5 separate regions of the Homo sapiens genome follow, and all the other regions are linked to region 5. Evidence: chromatin contacts called from ENCODE Hi-C or POLR2A ChIA-PET data. All regions are on one chromosome and are shown on one strand. Each heading gives the region's core, a stretch centred on a gene start or an enhancer-like site at or near the end of the contact. The rest is flanking DNA. Distances are from core to core; before and after follow the strand shown. Region 1 holds the start of PDIA4 (protein disulfide isomerase family A member 4). Region 2 holds the start of ZNF425 (zinc finger protein 425). Region 3 holds the start of ZNF398 (zinc finger protein 398). Region 4 holds the start of ZNF282 (zinc finger protein 282). Region 5 holds the start of ABCF2-H2BK1 (ABCF2-H2BK1 readthrough).

What was found. A loop is a pair of places that touch in the nucleus more often than their neighbours do. ChIA-PET counts read pairs that join two places held with the same protein, here RNA polymerase II (POLR2A). Pooled maps may share reads with other maps.
Region 1: a loop to region 5 is called in a map with no recorded cell type, with 16 times the contacts of the local background. The contact joins the promoter of PDIA4 here to the promoter of ABCF2-H2BK1 in region 5. A Hi-C loop is called at or near these places in 2 of 37 single-sample maps with no recorded cell type and 6 of 50 pooled maps.
Region 2: a loop to region 5 is called in a map of CD8-positive, alpha-beta T cell, with 13 times the contacts of the local background. The contact joins the promoter of ZNF425 here to the promoter of ABCF2-H2BK1 in region 5. A Hi-C loop is called at or near these places in 4 of 168 maps with a recorded cell type or tissue (CD4-positive, alpha-beta T cell, CD8-positive, alpha-beta T cell and naive thymus-derived CD4-positive, alpha-beta T cell), 1 of 37 single-sample maps with no recorded cell type and 8 of 50 pooled maps. POLR2A ChIA-PET finds 5 or more read pairs at or near these places in 2 of 52 experiments (GM12878 and OCI-LY7).
Region 3: a loop to region 5 is called in a pooled map, with 6 times the contacts of the local background. The contact joins the promoter of ZNF398 here to the promoter of ABCF2-H2BK1 in region 5. A Hi-C loop is called at or near these places in 9 of 50 pooled maps. POLR2A ChIA-PET finds 5 or more read pairs at or near these places in 2 of 52 experiments (CD4-positive, alpha-beta T cell and OCI-LY7).
Region 4: a map of naive thymus-derived CD4-positive, alpha-beta T cell shows a loop between it and region 5 (9-fold over the local background). The contact joins the promoter of ZNF282 here to the promoter of ABCF2-H2BK1 in region 5. A Hi-C loop is called at or near these places in 1 of 168 maps with a recorded cell type or tissue (naive thymus-derived CD4-positive, alpha-beta T cell), 1 of 37 single-sample maps with no recorded cell type and 6 of 50 pooled maps.

What each region holds. Positions count from the first base shown.
Region 1 is chr7:149,027,154-149,029,853 of GRCh38, reverse strand. It overlaps PDIA4 (protein disulfide isomerase family A member 4), which reads left to right and starts at 1,349. Exons shown (of 10, transcript NM_004911.5): 1 at 1,349-1,533. The coding sequence starts at 1,446. RefSeq lists silencers at 857-1,436, 1,507-1,576, 1,667-1,716 and enhancers at 1,041-1,634, 1,635-2,229.
Region 2 is chr7:149,125,041-149,127,740 of GRCh38, reverse strand. ZNF425 (zinc finger protein 425) reads left to right here and starts at 1,417. Exons shown (of 4, transcript NM_001001661.3): 1 at 1,417-1,545. The coding sequence starts at 1,528. It also overlaps the pseudogene RN7SL521P and a transcript of ZNF398 not described here. RefSeq lists enhancers at 438-487, 1,151-1,702, 1,703-2,254, 2,502-2,700 and silencers at 648-1,087, 1,819-1,992.
Region 3 is chr7:149,146,091-149,148,790 of GRCh38, reverse strand. It overlaps ZNF398 (zinc finger protein 398), which reads right to left and starts at 1,338. Exons shown (of 6, transcript NM_170686.3): 1 at 1,025-1,338. The coding sequence starts at 1,048. It overlaps LOC107986856 (a long non-coding RNA gene), which reads left to right and starts at 1,430. Exons shown (of 2, transcript XR_007060581.1): 1 at 1,430-1,808; 2 at 2,439-2,700. RefSeq lists silencers at 424-473, 614-763, 1,058-1,229, 894-1,533 and enhancers at 839-1,412, 1,844-1,893, 1,987-2,560, 2,561-2,700.
Region 4 is chr7:149,194,228-149,196,927 of GRCh38, reverse strand. It overlaps ZNF282 (zinc finger protein 282), which reads right to left and starts at 1,382. Exons shown (of 8, transcript NM_003575.4): 1 at 1,174-1,382. The coding sequence starts at 1,338. RefSeq lists an enhancer at 315-364 and silencers at 805-1,164, 1,285-1,606, 1,425-1,714.
Region 5 is chr7:151,225,824-151,228,523 of GRCh38, reverse strand. ABCF2-H2BK1 (ABCF2-H2BK1 readthrough) reads left to right here and starts at 1,319. Exons shown (of 17, transcript NR_160983.1): 1 at 1,319-1,361; 2 at 2,024-2,219. It overlaps ABCF2 (ATP binding cassette subfamily F member 2), which reads left to right and starts at 1,319. Exons shown (of 15, transcript NM_007189.3): 1 at 1,319-1,361; 2 at 2,024-2,219. The coding sequence starts at 2,066. RefSeq lists enhancers at 1,143-1,222, 1,333-1,382 and a silencer at 1,483-1,542.

The DNA of each region.
Region 1 (2,700 bases), core at 100-2,599, 2.2 Mb after region 5:
GGAGGCGGAGGTTGCAGTGAGAGGAGATGGCGCCACTGCATTCCAGCTTGGGTGACAGAGCAAGACTCTTGTCTCAAAAAATAAAATAACATGATACCGAACTGTCTGGTGGCCCACATTCATAGCACTCTAATAAATCAGTGTGTACAGTTGCATAATGTTCTGCCCTACAAAATTGACCAGGAACCATCAGATTAATAGGCATTCAACAAAAAAATTAAGTATTTTTAATTGCTAAGGTCTGTGAGTTATCCCTTTTTTCTTCCTCACGTAATAATCTGCACACACGAGAAAATATTCCTGAACTTGAGTTTCTATTTTTTTTCTTTTCCCTATTTGCCTTCTCAAACTCCCAGGTGTTAAAAAAAAGTCTCAAACTTAATGCACATTACAGGCTTCTTTTCTGACATACAAAAATCGTCATCTTAACCTAGTTTTCTTCTCCAAAGTGGTCAAGAGGGAAAACCTCAAGCTTTTATTCAGATCTATGTAAACCACTAGATTGCCTATCTGGTATTTCCTTTTGCAGAAAATCACTAGAAAACTAAATAAGACGAGGCAAAGTTTAGACAAGAATCTGATGGCTTGTTTCTCCGAGATGCAACCTTGGAGAGAGGCTTCCCCAGATTCTAGTCTGGATTCACTTTACTGCATGCTCTTCCCCGCTCTCTAGCTCAATACTCCGGAGAGAAATGAAACTTTTATTTGCTCGAGCAGAAAAAGAAATTAAGAAGGCCACGAACATGCAGCGGACTTGGAGCCCCTTTCTAGCAACAAACAGGCTCGTGCTCCTCCGCCCGCGTTGGTCTCCAGCTTCCCAGAGCCCCGGCGGGTTGCGAGGACCGCCCTGCTCGCCACTGCTCCCCACCGCTCCGGTACCGACACGTGTTCTTACTGCCAAGTTCGGCCGCAGGATGCTGAGCCGAGCCCCGCCCCGCTCCACATTTCCCAGGCTCCGCCTCTCCTGCCCCGCCCCCGGCACCGATTGCCAATAGCGCCCCGAGGCGTAGCCAGGTCCCGCACTCCCCGTGCCCGGCCCGCCGCCTTTGTTCTCCCCCGCTCTCCCTCTTGGCCTGTGCGCTCCCGGCAAACCGAGTGGCAGCCGCTGATTGGTGGTTGTGGCGCAGCCAATCAGAAGGGGGCACCTCACGTTAGGGCTCGGAGTTTTAAACGCGCAGCCGAGGGCCGCGCGCAGGAGTAGGGAGGGCCTAGGGCGGCGGAGCCGACTCGTCGCGGCCGAGGCGCGCGCGGTCCGTGCCGGCGTCAGTCTGGGATTGGCCGGCCCGCGACTTCCTCCGCCCCCTGCCAATCGCCGGGGACGACTTCCGTGGGTTTTTCCGGCTCCCCCGCGTCGCTAAGGAGCGACGGGCTGTCGGCCAGACCCCGAGTTCTCGGTGCGCTCAGCGGCCGCCGACGCTAGGAGGCCGCGCTCCGCCCCCGCTACCATGAGGCCCCGGAAAGCCTTCCTGCTCCTGCTGCTCTTGGGGCTGGTGCAGCTGCTGGCCGTGGCGGGTGCCGAGGGCCCGGACGAGGGTGAGCGGCAAGCGCGCCGCGGGTCGGGCTGTGCTTGCGGGGGCTGCAGAGCTGTGCGGGGGCCTGGGCCCTGCGACCCCGGCGGGCGGGCTTCCGCGCGGTCAGCTCCAGAACTAGTGATGGGCGCCGAGCCCGGGGTAAACTTGGCGGAGTTGAAGGGGCGGGGGCGGTGGCTGTGGCAGTGGCAGGATCGATTTGGGGTTCCCGGGAGAGGAAGGTGGCCGGGGTCTCTTGGGCTCCGACGCCCTGGAAGACCCCTGTCACCCGAGGCTGGGAGAGGGCTGCAGAGCGCCTTTTTTGCAGCTGGGTCCTTCGCCTTAATTTACAGATTTTCGTCAGGTCCAGGCTAACTCCAGGCGAACGCGCCCAGGCAGTGGGAAGGGAGAGGGAGAGCCACTGGAGAGAAGGGGCGAGGGCGTGAAGAAACAAGTGCGAGTTCTTTGGAACAGCAAGCATTCCTTTTCAAAATGTGGTCTGTAGATTTGGAAATGATTAATCCATAGATTCTGGAGAAAGGGATGGCTTGGTTTGCACCTTTGAGAAACTAGAGATACCATTCCTTCTGCATTTAGCATTTACTGTGTGCCAGTCCCTGTACTGGGTTCTGGGAGGAAAAGATTGTGAGTGTGGTCCCTGCCCATGAAGCGCGTACTCCAGTAGGAATAGTAACAACTACTTCATGGTCCCTGCATTTTTCTTCGAAGTGAGCTAGCTGCAGACATAAGAACTCTGAAGATTAGGAAGTGCTAATTAAGGAAAAGTTGTTATTCCTAGAGAATAAGGCATCCAGGTACTGGTCTTTACCTTCTTCCTCTCTGCCCTTACTTTTAATCACTAGCTTTTTAACCTTCTGAGTTTGTTCTAATATAAATATACACTCTTTGATAATGTTAGTGTGTAGGGAAATCGTGAACTTTATACTCTTTCAAACAGATTGAGTAACTTCTGCGTGGGTCACTGATTCAAAAAGAGTCTTTGCCCAAATAGAAAAGGAAGTAAAAACCCACACTCGGCGAGAAAAACACCTGCCGAAAGGAATCCGATAGCGGGACTGCTTACAAATTGTGTCTTGAGACCTTTACCCAAATCATGTTTGTTTAAATAGTGTTTATTTAAATACAGATACCCAAAATACACTGAAGCAGAATGCAGGGGTGGGCCCCGGAA
Region 2 (2,700 bases), core at 168-2,667, 2.1 Mb after region 5:
TGTTTGTTTGTTTTTGGTTTTTTTGAGATGGAGTCTCCCTCTGTCGCCCAGGCTGGAGTGCAGTGGCGCGATCTCGGCTCACTGCAAGCTCCGCCTCCCGGGTTCACGCCACTCTCCCGACTCAGCCTCCCTAGGAGCTGGGACTACAGGCGCCCGCCACAACGCTCGGCTATTTTTTTTTTTTTTTTTTTTGTATTTTTAGTAGAGACGGGGTTTCGCCGTTAGCCAGGATGGTCTCGCTCTCCTGACCTCGTGATCCGCCCGCCTCCGCCTCCCAAAGTGCTGGGATTACAGGCGTGAGGCACCGCGCCCATCCGAAACGTTAGTTTTAATGTAAGGTTTTTTTTTTTTAACCCTTTAATCAGTAAGGTGCATCTACATTTCACGATTCCGGGACAAATACAGATGTGCACACGCTCCTCAGCCTATGCAGGGACTACTTTCTCATGGACATCCTTTCTAACTACACACTTTTCATTTGTTACTTTAGCCTGACACCTAAAACATGACTAGGACAGAATGCGAGGTTGATTTTCTGGGGACAGTCGCCACCCCCTTCCTTGCCCTCTCTCTCCTTTCTGTCTCTCCCTGGTTTCCCCTTCTGCGTCTTCCCACCTCTCCCGTTTTTGCGTCTTCGTGTTTCTCACGCCCTGTGTCATGGCCTCCTCCGTCTTCTCCCGCTCTGTCACAGTCTCCCGCCGGGGGCTAGGGGTGCCCGGCCCGCATCCCTGGGCGACCCTGAGTCCCCGCAGGCGGCCCCGAGGCCGGGGTGGCTTCCGCATGGGGTCTCTGCCCGAGGCCTTTCTCTGCCAAGGAGGGAGTGTGGACGCTCGGGGAGCCCAGAAGGGCGCTGCACCCACGGGGACCGGACGTGGTGGGCGGACCCCTCCTCCGCGTCCCCGACGGGACATGCCCGGGGCCCACACGGCCTCCGCGCCCCCGGCGGGACGGACACCCCGGGCCACCGCGCGCCCCCCACCACCTACCCGGCCTCGCTGGATTCCCGGGACCCCCTCACAAACGAAACCCTCGAGCTCATCCCTGACTTGGGGGCAGCTTTGGAAGGAACAGCACCGGACTCTCACCCTCTCGCTGCCTCTCAGTCCGGGTTTCTGTGGAGCGCGTCTCCCAGTCGCTGTCCCTACTCTCTCCCTGTTCCTGCTCTCTCCATGTTCACCTGCCCCTCCGTTTCCCCTCCCGTCAGCTCCCTCATCTCGTCTTCGACCGCATCCCTCGCATGCAGATCCGGGAGTCCAAGGGTCCCTCAAAGACCGGCGTGCTGCGGCCCGCACGGAGGGTGCCCGGGCCCCTCCTCTGAGGACCGACTCCCTCTGGCGGCGCCGCTCCTCCCGCCCGCAGGGGGCGCTATGGGGCGGAGCGGCTTCCGCTTCCGAGCGCCGAGTCCCAGCATGCACCGCGCCCGGCCGGCTCTGCCTTTGGGGGCCAGCAGGGCTGTACCTGGGAGTTGGGTTGGGGCGGAGCGGAGGGGAGGCCGTGCCAGGCAGGGCCGGTTCGTGCGGAACCGCCATGGCCGAGCCGGCTTCGGTAAGAAGGGCCGGTGGAGGATGCAGGCTCTGTCGAAACTCGGGTCCCTGTCGCAGCTGGATTGGGGTCCGCGTCCAGGGAGTGGGGCGGCCGGGGCCTGGGCCTGGGGGTTGGCAGTGGCCCACGGACTGAGCTCCGGGCTGGGCTGGAGAAGGTGCAGTCTTGCTGCGTGTGCTGTTCTGGAATTGACCTGGGGAAAAGCTGGTCTGGCCGGGCTTGGCCGCGCGCGTCTGTGGCCCCGGCCACTCGGAAGGCTGAGGCGGGAGCAGCGCTTGAGCCCGGGAGCTCTGCGCTGTATATGCGCTAGGTCCGTCGCGCGGTGCCTCTGAGTTCTGCATCTGTGTGGTGACCTCTCGGGAGCGGGGACCACCAGGTTCCCCAGGGAGGGGGAACCGGCCCAGCTCGGAAACCGAGCAGGGCAAAACCCCAGTGCTGATCGTTAGTGGGATCGCGCCTGTGAATAGCCACTGCCCTCCAGCCTGGGCAACAGCCAGACCCCGTCTGTTTAATACATAAATAAAAGTTGGTTTGGGAGAAAGAATCCGGGTGGGAAAGATCTGTTTCTCGGCCTGTTGTAGGCTCAGATCAACAACGCTGTCCCTGCCTTCAGTGTCGGGGCTCTGAACCTCGGGGTCTCTCTGGGGCCCGTGCTCTCCTGCTGAAGGTAGTTTCAGAGAAGCACATCAGTGTTAAGCAGATGAGAAAAAGGAGAAGGAAAGCTGGAACTGAGAGAAATTGGAGACCGCTCCCTCTAGGAAAGGACAGAAAACTTAAAATGAATTGGGTGGTTAGCGTAAATCGAATTTACCGTAAATGCTGTAGTATTGTAATGTAGTATTGAAAATTTGAGCACCGGTTTTAGAGTTTGAAAGGCGTATCCTGAGGCTTAATCCAAGAAACCCTGTTACATTCAGTTAAGTATAACTTGCTTAAGTGTGCAAGTTTTTCTTGTGCCCCCAATGAAATTTTATAATCTTAGGAATGTAATGCTCCTTATTTGCATTTGATTCTTCCCTTTTGCTTCCCACTCCTTTTCCCCACCCTCCTTTGGCAGGTACAGATTCTTTTCTGATTTCTCCAAGCTTTGTTTCTACAGCCAGGCTTTCTTTTTTTCTCTCCTCTTTAAGTGATTGGGAATCTCCTGGAATATTCCTC
Region 3 (2,700 bases), core at 89-2,588, 2.1 Mb after region 5:
TAAAGCAGTCCTAGTCCGCATGCGGCCTGGGGGCCGCGGGTTGGACAAGCTTGATTTAGAGTTTTGTATGCGGCTTCCCTTATATTTCTATTAGCCAGGACTGGCACAACACAGGATCATCGCTACCATCCCACCTATACACAAAAAAAAAGGTTGGAAAAAAGAAAAACAGGTCCAAGAGTGGAGGTGGCACTTCCCTCTGCTCTACCCCCTACCCATCGCTGCTCTTCCTCCTTTTCCCAGTCACCCCTCATGTGCCAGGGTGGCTCCTGACCCAGTACAATTGCTCTCCTAGAGGTGACCAAAGACCTCTTGGGTGGCAAATGCGATCAGTGCTTTCCCCGCGGCCTGACCGTCCCCTTCTCATTCTACGGGGCTGCGTGCAGGCGCGGCCCGGTCGCCTCGGTCGCCCTGGCAACTGGCCGCTGCCGGCCCCCGCAGGCCTTGGCAAACACCCGCGAATGAACCGCCACGCACGCGAGGCCACTCCAGCCTCCGGGTCCGCACCATTCATTCGGCAGCTATTTCGGGAGGGCCTCCCGCGTGTCCCGAGTCCGGTGCCGGGAGCCCAGGCGTCACGCAGCGCGGCGGGAATGCGCCTCCGCACACTTAAATGCCGCCCGCGCCACCGCTCAGATTGCTGGTGACGAACGCTCCCGCGGCCGCGAGAATGGCTGACGGCTCCCCAGCCCAACCCCGCTGCGCGTCTGGCGGGCAGGCGTGGGGCTGACACGCAGCAGGCACCCCCTCGACTTCAACCCAACTGCAGGGCCCCGGGTCTCATAGCTGCCTGCGAGTGCCCCTCAGACCTGCGGCCCAGCCTGGTGTCCCCGGGTGGGCGGTTTCACACCCACCCGCTAAGTCCCCTCACGCGAGGCTGCAGCCGCCAAGCACGGGCGACAGGCGACGTGGCCGGCGGGACCCGAGAACGGCGCCTATGCCTGGCAGCTCCCTGCCCGCCCGCCTTCCTCCCTCGGGGTCTGGGTCTCGGGGGCTCACAACACTCGCGCGCGGCCGCCCTTACCGGGGCCGGGGCCGCCTCAGCCATGGCCCTGCGCTGTCTAGCCCGGGCCTCGGAAGTCGCCGCCGCTGCCGCCGCTGCCACCGCGCCCGGCTCCAAGCAGGCCCGGCCGCCGGGTCCTCTCCACAGGCGGCGCCGACCCGGCCCTGCCTTCCCCGCACGGACGGGACTCACGCGGCCGTCGGGGCTCGGGACGCGCAGGAACGCGGCGGAGGCGCGGTGCAGCAGGCGGCGGATCAAGCTGGGGTCGCGAGGCCGACTCCGCCGCACTCCACCCGCAGCGGCCCCTCAGCTGGCGCTTTGTGGGCAGCGAGTGCACCGGGAACCGCGCGGGCCTAGACGCGCCGCAGGCTCGCGCTGCCCAGCCACCGCGGCCAGCGCGCCCCCTGCCGGCCCCTGCGGCCAGCGCCCCCCGCGTCGCCTCCGCCCCTCCCCCCCAGCTCTTGGGCTTCGGTGTGGGGAGGGTTGTTATTTGGGGCCCACGTGTGTTCCGCTTTCTCACATTCCCACGAGAAGGTTCAGCTCACCGCAGTTTAGGACCCAGCCGCAAAGCCGGGCTCATTCTGGGGAGTGATTTTCTTCACGGAGGCTCGATACGCAGGCGCCGTCTGCAGGCAACAGCTTCTGCTGAAGGGCAGCCGTATTTAGAACAGCGGAAATGTGCAGGGTGAGAGTAAGGGGGACACGGCTGAAGGGAGCCTATGGGTGGAATGAGTGACGGAGAGGCACAATTTTGGAATGAAGAAGATATAGATCATTTGCGGAAATTACAAATGTGGTTGCCAAGGTGAGGCGGTTCAGGTCCCACGCGGCCTGTGTTGGGATCAATAATATTTTAAGGTCTCCTTCACATCTCGGATTATTGACTCTCCGGGGCCTGGTCTGGAAATAGGATTCTTAATTTTTGTTTATTTATTTATTTAGAGACGGAGTCTCACTCCGTCGCCCAGGCTGGAGTGCAGTGGCGGGATCTCGGCTCACTGCAACCGCCTTCCGGGTTCAACCGATTCTCCTGCCTTTGCCTCCCAAGTAGCTGGGATTACAGGCATGTACCACCATGCCCAGCTAATTTTTTTTTTTTTAAGTGGAGACGGGGTTTCACCATGTTGGCCAGGCTGGTCTGAAACTCCTGACCTCAAATGATCCACCCGCCTTGGCCTCCCAAAGTGCTAGGATTACAAGCGTGAGCCATTGCGCCCGGCCTTATTTATTGATTTATTTAGAGACAGTCTCCCTCTGTCGTCCAGGCTGGAGTGCAAGTGGCACAAACAAGGCTCACTGCAGCCTTAAACTGCTGGGCTCAAACGATCCTTCCCCTCAGCCTGCCCGAGCATCTTGGACTACAGGCGCAGCTACCAAGCCCGGCTAATGTTTTATTTATTTGTATTTATTTATTTACTTATTTATTTTTCTGTAGAGACAGGGTCTCGCTATGTTGCCCAAGCTGGAGGAAGTGGAATTCCTGAGAGCAGCAGAGATCGAGCTTGGGGTTACGGTTTGCTGCGTCTGAGCAAAAGGACCTGCGAGAACAGGCCGAGCGCAGTGGCTCACGCCTGTAATTCCAGCACTTTGGGAGGCCGAGGCGGGCAGATCACCTGAGTTCCAGACCAGCCTGGCCAACATGGTGAAACCCCGTCTCTACTAAAAAATACAAAAATTAGCCGGGCGTGGTGTCGTGC
Region 4 (2,700 bases), core at 133-2,632, 2.0 Mb after region 5:
GATCTGGGCAGACCAGCCCCACTCTCTGACTCAAGAGCAGCCCTGCTCCGGGGCAGACCTGCTCCGGGACACAGCAGAGTGGAGAGCAGGGCCCTAGGATCGCCAGGCCCTGTAATACCAGTAAGAGGTGCTGGTGTTTCCATCAAAAGCACCCATTCCTCCATCACAGAGGCTCCACTCCGCCCTAGCCCACAGAAGGGGACAGAGTCCACAGTAGAAGTTAAGAAAGTCCCGGGGCCCAGTTTAGTTTTCTCGGGTTTGAAGCCCTAACCCTGAAAATGATCAAACACAACACAGCAGCCCCTGGCTCCCTCGTTAGCACCTGGCTGAGAGCCGCGTGGTGAGCAGAGGGGCCCCTGAGCAGCCCAGCCCCAGGGTGGGCCCAGAGAGTCTTCCCTGGGCAAGCTTTCAGGCCTCTCTGAGGATCCACCTCCCCTGGTTTTATACCCAATTCTGGAGCACCGGTTCTGCCCACGGAGATCATCGATGGAGCCTGAAGAAATGCCTGGTGCTACTCTCACCCGTCAGAGACCCTGAGCTCTGGGACCAGGCAAGGGCTCAGGAGTCTTAAAAGCTGCCCAGGCCATTCCAACATGCGGCCAAGTTTGTCAACCGCAGGAAAGACCCCGAAGTCATCTCTCCATGGCCCCCTCCCTGGATCACACCCGGTGCAGGGGGAGAGTGAATTACTCATTACACTTGGTGAAAGGTGGTAATCAAACATTTAAAAAATATCCCCGTCAAATTGGCCACCGTGTAAACACGAACGAGGCATTCACTTCTGCGGCCGGGCGGAAGCACTGCCCGCGAAGCTCTCCGCCGGCCGGGCGCAAAGGGAGCCCCAAGCCGGGGCTCAGCCACAGGGTCAGAGCTCTGCCAGGTCCCGGAAAGGACGGTCCCGGCCCCCGCCCCGCGGGGCCTCCGCACTTGGGCCCGGCGACCGCTGCTCCGCGCCGCGCGGGCCAGGCCTGCCCTTCCGGGCCTGCGTCGGGCCCGCTCCGTCCTGCCCGCCGCGCAGCCCGGCCGTGCCCCGCCCGCCTCGGGCCTCGCCTGGGCGCGGAAGCTGGGAGGGCGCCGCAAGGCTACCGGAGGACGGCGCGGCCCGGTCCCGCGGCCCAGCCCGCGCCCCGCCCCCACGGCAGCGCGGCCATGGCGCCGGCGGGGTTCTCCCACCTGCATGGGCGGCATTCCCTCGGCCATTTCCCCGCGCAGCGCCGGCTCCTGGTGGCAGACCTCCTCCGGGGGCAGAGCCTGGGCCCAGCTCCAGCTCCCGCTGTCCAGCCCCAGGCCCTGGATGCCCAGCTGCTGAGGCTGCGGCCGTGTTGACACAAACTGCATCCTGGGAGTGCTGTTCCCCGCTCGGGTCGGCCAGGGAGAAGAAGAACGTTTTCCAGGCGCCTTCCCCCTCTCCGGGGCCGGACAGCTCCATCTACAGCCCGTAGGAGCAAACAGTCCCCTTCGGCGGCGCTCCCCGCCCCTTGGCAGCCCGCGCGCCAGCCAATGGCCTCGGAGCTCCTGCCCGCCTGCGGGGACCTACCGGGGCCACTCCCGGACTGGGGTCGCCACCGCCCCAAAACTGAGAGGCGGCGGCCTCGCCCAGGGGTCAGGCCCCCTCAATCTGGGATGGCCGACTTTAAAGGCCCAAACTATGCGAGGACCTGGACTGTGGGCTTGATTACTGTTAATTCTGCAAATGTATTGGGCATCCCGGGAGAAAATAGTGCCTGACCCTTGTGAAAATTTTGCAGGAGTAATTCTGTCTTCAGACACTTTCTTCTGGCCTTCTGCCTTCCCTCACTCCTTTGCAGACTTTACCTCCCACTCCCCTTCTTCCCAATCCAGATTTACCTGGACCCATCCCAGAGCTTTTGCACTGTTATGGATGATAGAGAAGTGATTCATGTTAAGGTGTCAAAAGAGGGCTGAGCTCTTTCTCCCAGGTAAGGTGCAGTGCATTTTAACAGTGGCCTCTTCAAACACCTTGAAATTGGGTTGGGCGTGGTGCCTCACACCTGTAATCTCAGCACTCTGAGAGGCTGAAGCAGGAGAACGACTTGAGCCCAGGAGTTCGAGACCAGACTGAGCAACATATTGACACCCCATCCCTATAAAAAATAAAAATTAGCCGAGCGCGGTGGCTCACATCTGTAATCCCAGCACATTGGGAGGCTGAGGCAGGCGGATCACCTGAGGTCAGGAGTTCGAGACCAGCCTGGCCAACATGGTGAAACCCCGTCTCTACTAAAAATACAAAAAGATTAGCCGGGCGTGGTGGCGTGGGCCTATAATCCTAGCTACTCGGGAGGCTGAGGCAGGAGAATCGCTTCAACCTCCGAAGCGGAGGTTGCAGTGAGCCAAGATCGCGCCAGTGCGCTCCAGCCTGGGCAACAGAGCGAGACTCCATCTCAAAAAATAATAATAAGGCCGGGCGCCGTGGCTCACGCCTGTAATCCCAGCACTTTGGGAGGCCAAGACGGGCGGATCACGAGGTCAGGAGATCGAGACCATCCTGGCTAACACGGTGAAACCCCGTCTCTACTAAAAATACAAAAAAATTAGCCGGGTGTGGTGGCGGCGCCTGTAGTCCCAGCTACTCGGGAGGCTGAGGCAGGAGAATGGCGTGAACCCGGGAGGCGGAGCTTGCAGTGAGCCGAGATCGCGCCACTGCACTCTAGCCTGGGCAACAGAGCAAGACTCCGT
Region 5 (2,700 bases), core at 70-2,569:
CTTGTTTACTTTTCACATGTTCCTTCTTTATTATGAGCTCCCTGAGGTCAGGGAGTGACTTTGCACCATTGCAACTCCAGCACATATATCTGAGCCTGACAGATAGTAGGCACTTCGTTGGTGGAGGATATTCTAGGAAAATGTATGTTCAAAGGCATGCAGGTGTAAAATAGCACGCTTAATCTCCGAACTATTTAAGTAGGTAAGTTCTACTGAAGTATGAGTTTGAGAAGAAAAACTAATTCTCATTGTTTGAGTCACGGACTGTGGGCGAAAAGGTGCCACATTTGGAGAATATGCTCAAAGGGAGCAATAGCTTCCTTTGCTGCCCCAAACGTCACTGATGGTGAGGCTTCTGCTGCACAGGAGCCTGGAGAAGTAACAAAGATCACAAAGGGCCTGCCTTGTACTTGAGGCTAAACATTTGGAGTTTACAATGTAGGTAATGTGAAGTCCTTGAGAGATTGTATTTATTTTTAAACCATCCAGCCCAAAATGTCATGTGAGAGATTTTAAACAGTGAGACTCAAAGGGAAAGTAACGGGCCCGGTAGCATGGCTAACTAATAATAAAACAAATCTCAGCCAAGGGGCCTTTTTATCTCGGGGCCCTTTCCACCAAACTTGCATGGCTTCAGTGGAAACCTAACAATGCGGCAGCGGGGAGGCTAAGCGGCCGAGGTTCCAAAACAACGTCTGGCACCTTCTAAAAGTTTAACAATGAACCAGCCTCTAAAATTAAGGTTTAATGAAACCAAGGCGCTTTCTTTCGTGAAGGAATTCCGTTGGCAACATCTTTGCAGCGATGCCCCGCTTTCTGGAACCCCTCCCTGCCCAGCGCCCCCTTCATTTTAGTCCTCCCCTCACGCTCCCACCTCTCCTCTCCCATTGTTTCGATCTACTCCCGCTGAGGCAAGCTGGGAAGTGTAGTTGCACGCCCTGCTGCCTGAGTCGGTTAGGTAGCTCTAAAAACTCGTAACTCCACAACAGCTCAATGGATTTTCGAGAGGTGGGGTAAAGCCTGAAGGCTCAGCCGGTTTATCCAACGAGCAATCTGGGATTTGCAGTTTCCAGCGCCCGAAGTGCGCCCGCTAGCAGAGAGCTCTTGGACTCTAATCCCGCCCCCTCCCCGAGCCTCGCGCATCCTGATGGCGTCACGCGGCCCCGCGAGGTCTGTGGGATACATAGTAGTCCTCAAGGCGGGTCTCACTCTTGGCCGCTGCAACTTGAGGACTACACTTCCAAGGAGGCAGCGCGGCGCGCCGAGAACCACCCGAGGCCGTGATTGGCTGGTGAGCCGGCCGCACGCGGAGGATCCTAAGGAGCAGCTCTGTTGCGACATAGGCCGAGCAGCGAGGCCCAGTGAGTTAGGGGAAGGGGAGCTGTAGGGAGAGGGTCCCCGCCGGTGAGGGGGAAAGAGAATTAGAAGAGGAAGCAGGGACGGGGTTTGGATGGAGGGCTCTGCGAGGGGGAAGATAGGGCTAAGGGAGAGAAGCTGACGGGCGGGGTGGGGGAGGACCCGGGGGTGACGAGCGTGGAGACTCGGAGGGGACTCACGCGGGCGAGGACGAGTGCGTCCCGGCAAGAGGCTGGGCTCGACGGCCGGGTGATGTGGAGAGGGACGATCGAGAAGAGGCCCGAGACGGACGGGAGGAGGAAGCCCGGAAAGTGAGGCGGCTAGCTGAGTGCGGAGCGCCAAGTTGTAGGGAAACCGGAGACGGAGACCTCCGCTGAGGGGCAGAACCTGGTCCCCAGCCGGAGGCCCTGAAAGAAGGAGCGTTTCCAAAGTGAGGCAGTCCGTGGGGGACTGGTGCCTGTGGGAAGAGATGTTAAGATTAGAAGAGCCGCTGAGAATCGGCATTGGTTTGGGATACCCTGACCAAGTTGGAACAGACGAGGCGGGGGCAGGCCAGGGCATCAGAGGCTTGATGTTGATACGAAGATTCCTGAGAGGGATGGAGCAGGGCCCAGGCATTCTTACTAGTAAGTTTAGGGTTTGGGGGTATCTGTTTGCCTTCCTTCAGGCTCCCTGAAACAACAGTAACCTACCCCTGTGGGTCATCATCATGCCCTCCGACCTGGCCAAGAAGAAGGCAGCCAAAAAGAAGGAGGCTGCCAAAGCTCGACAGCGGCCCAGAAAAGGACATGAAGAAAATGGAGATGTTGTCACAGAACCACAGGTGGCAGAGAAGAATGAGGCCAATGGCAGAGAGACCACAGGTGAATTGAGGGAGGGGTGAGTTGGGGATGGTTGCTAAGACTTAATGCATGCCCCAGCCAGAGTTGGAATCTTGATGCTGGGGGTAGTGGAGAATGTATCTGGTGTCATGCAACTTTTCATGATGAATCAAATCAGTAGAGTTGGAATTCGTGCCACCCTGTCATTGCGCAAGGAAGCCGAAGACGAGGTTCTCACATACTCAGTGGCAAGCGGATGTGAGAGTTGCTGAGCTGCCTTGCTGCTCTATTAGATTGTGAGGAGGGGATCAGTTCCCTGCCCCTTTCTCAGTTTCCATTTCTATGCATGGTGACCAATGTGCCAGGTTCTTTGCTACATTATACAATAAGCTTGTCCTCTCACTGGTGTAGTGGCTCTACCTACAAGAGAGTAACTTATGAGTTGATTTATGGGGTTTTTCCTGGGAGAGAGCTCCCTTTCTGTTATTTATATTTTGGGAAATATTTATTATTTCTCAAGTGC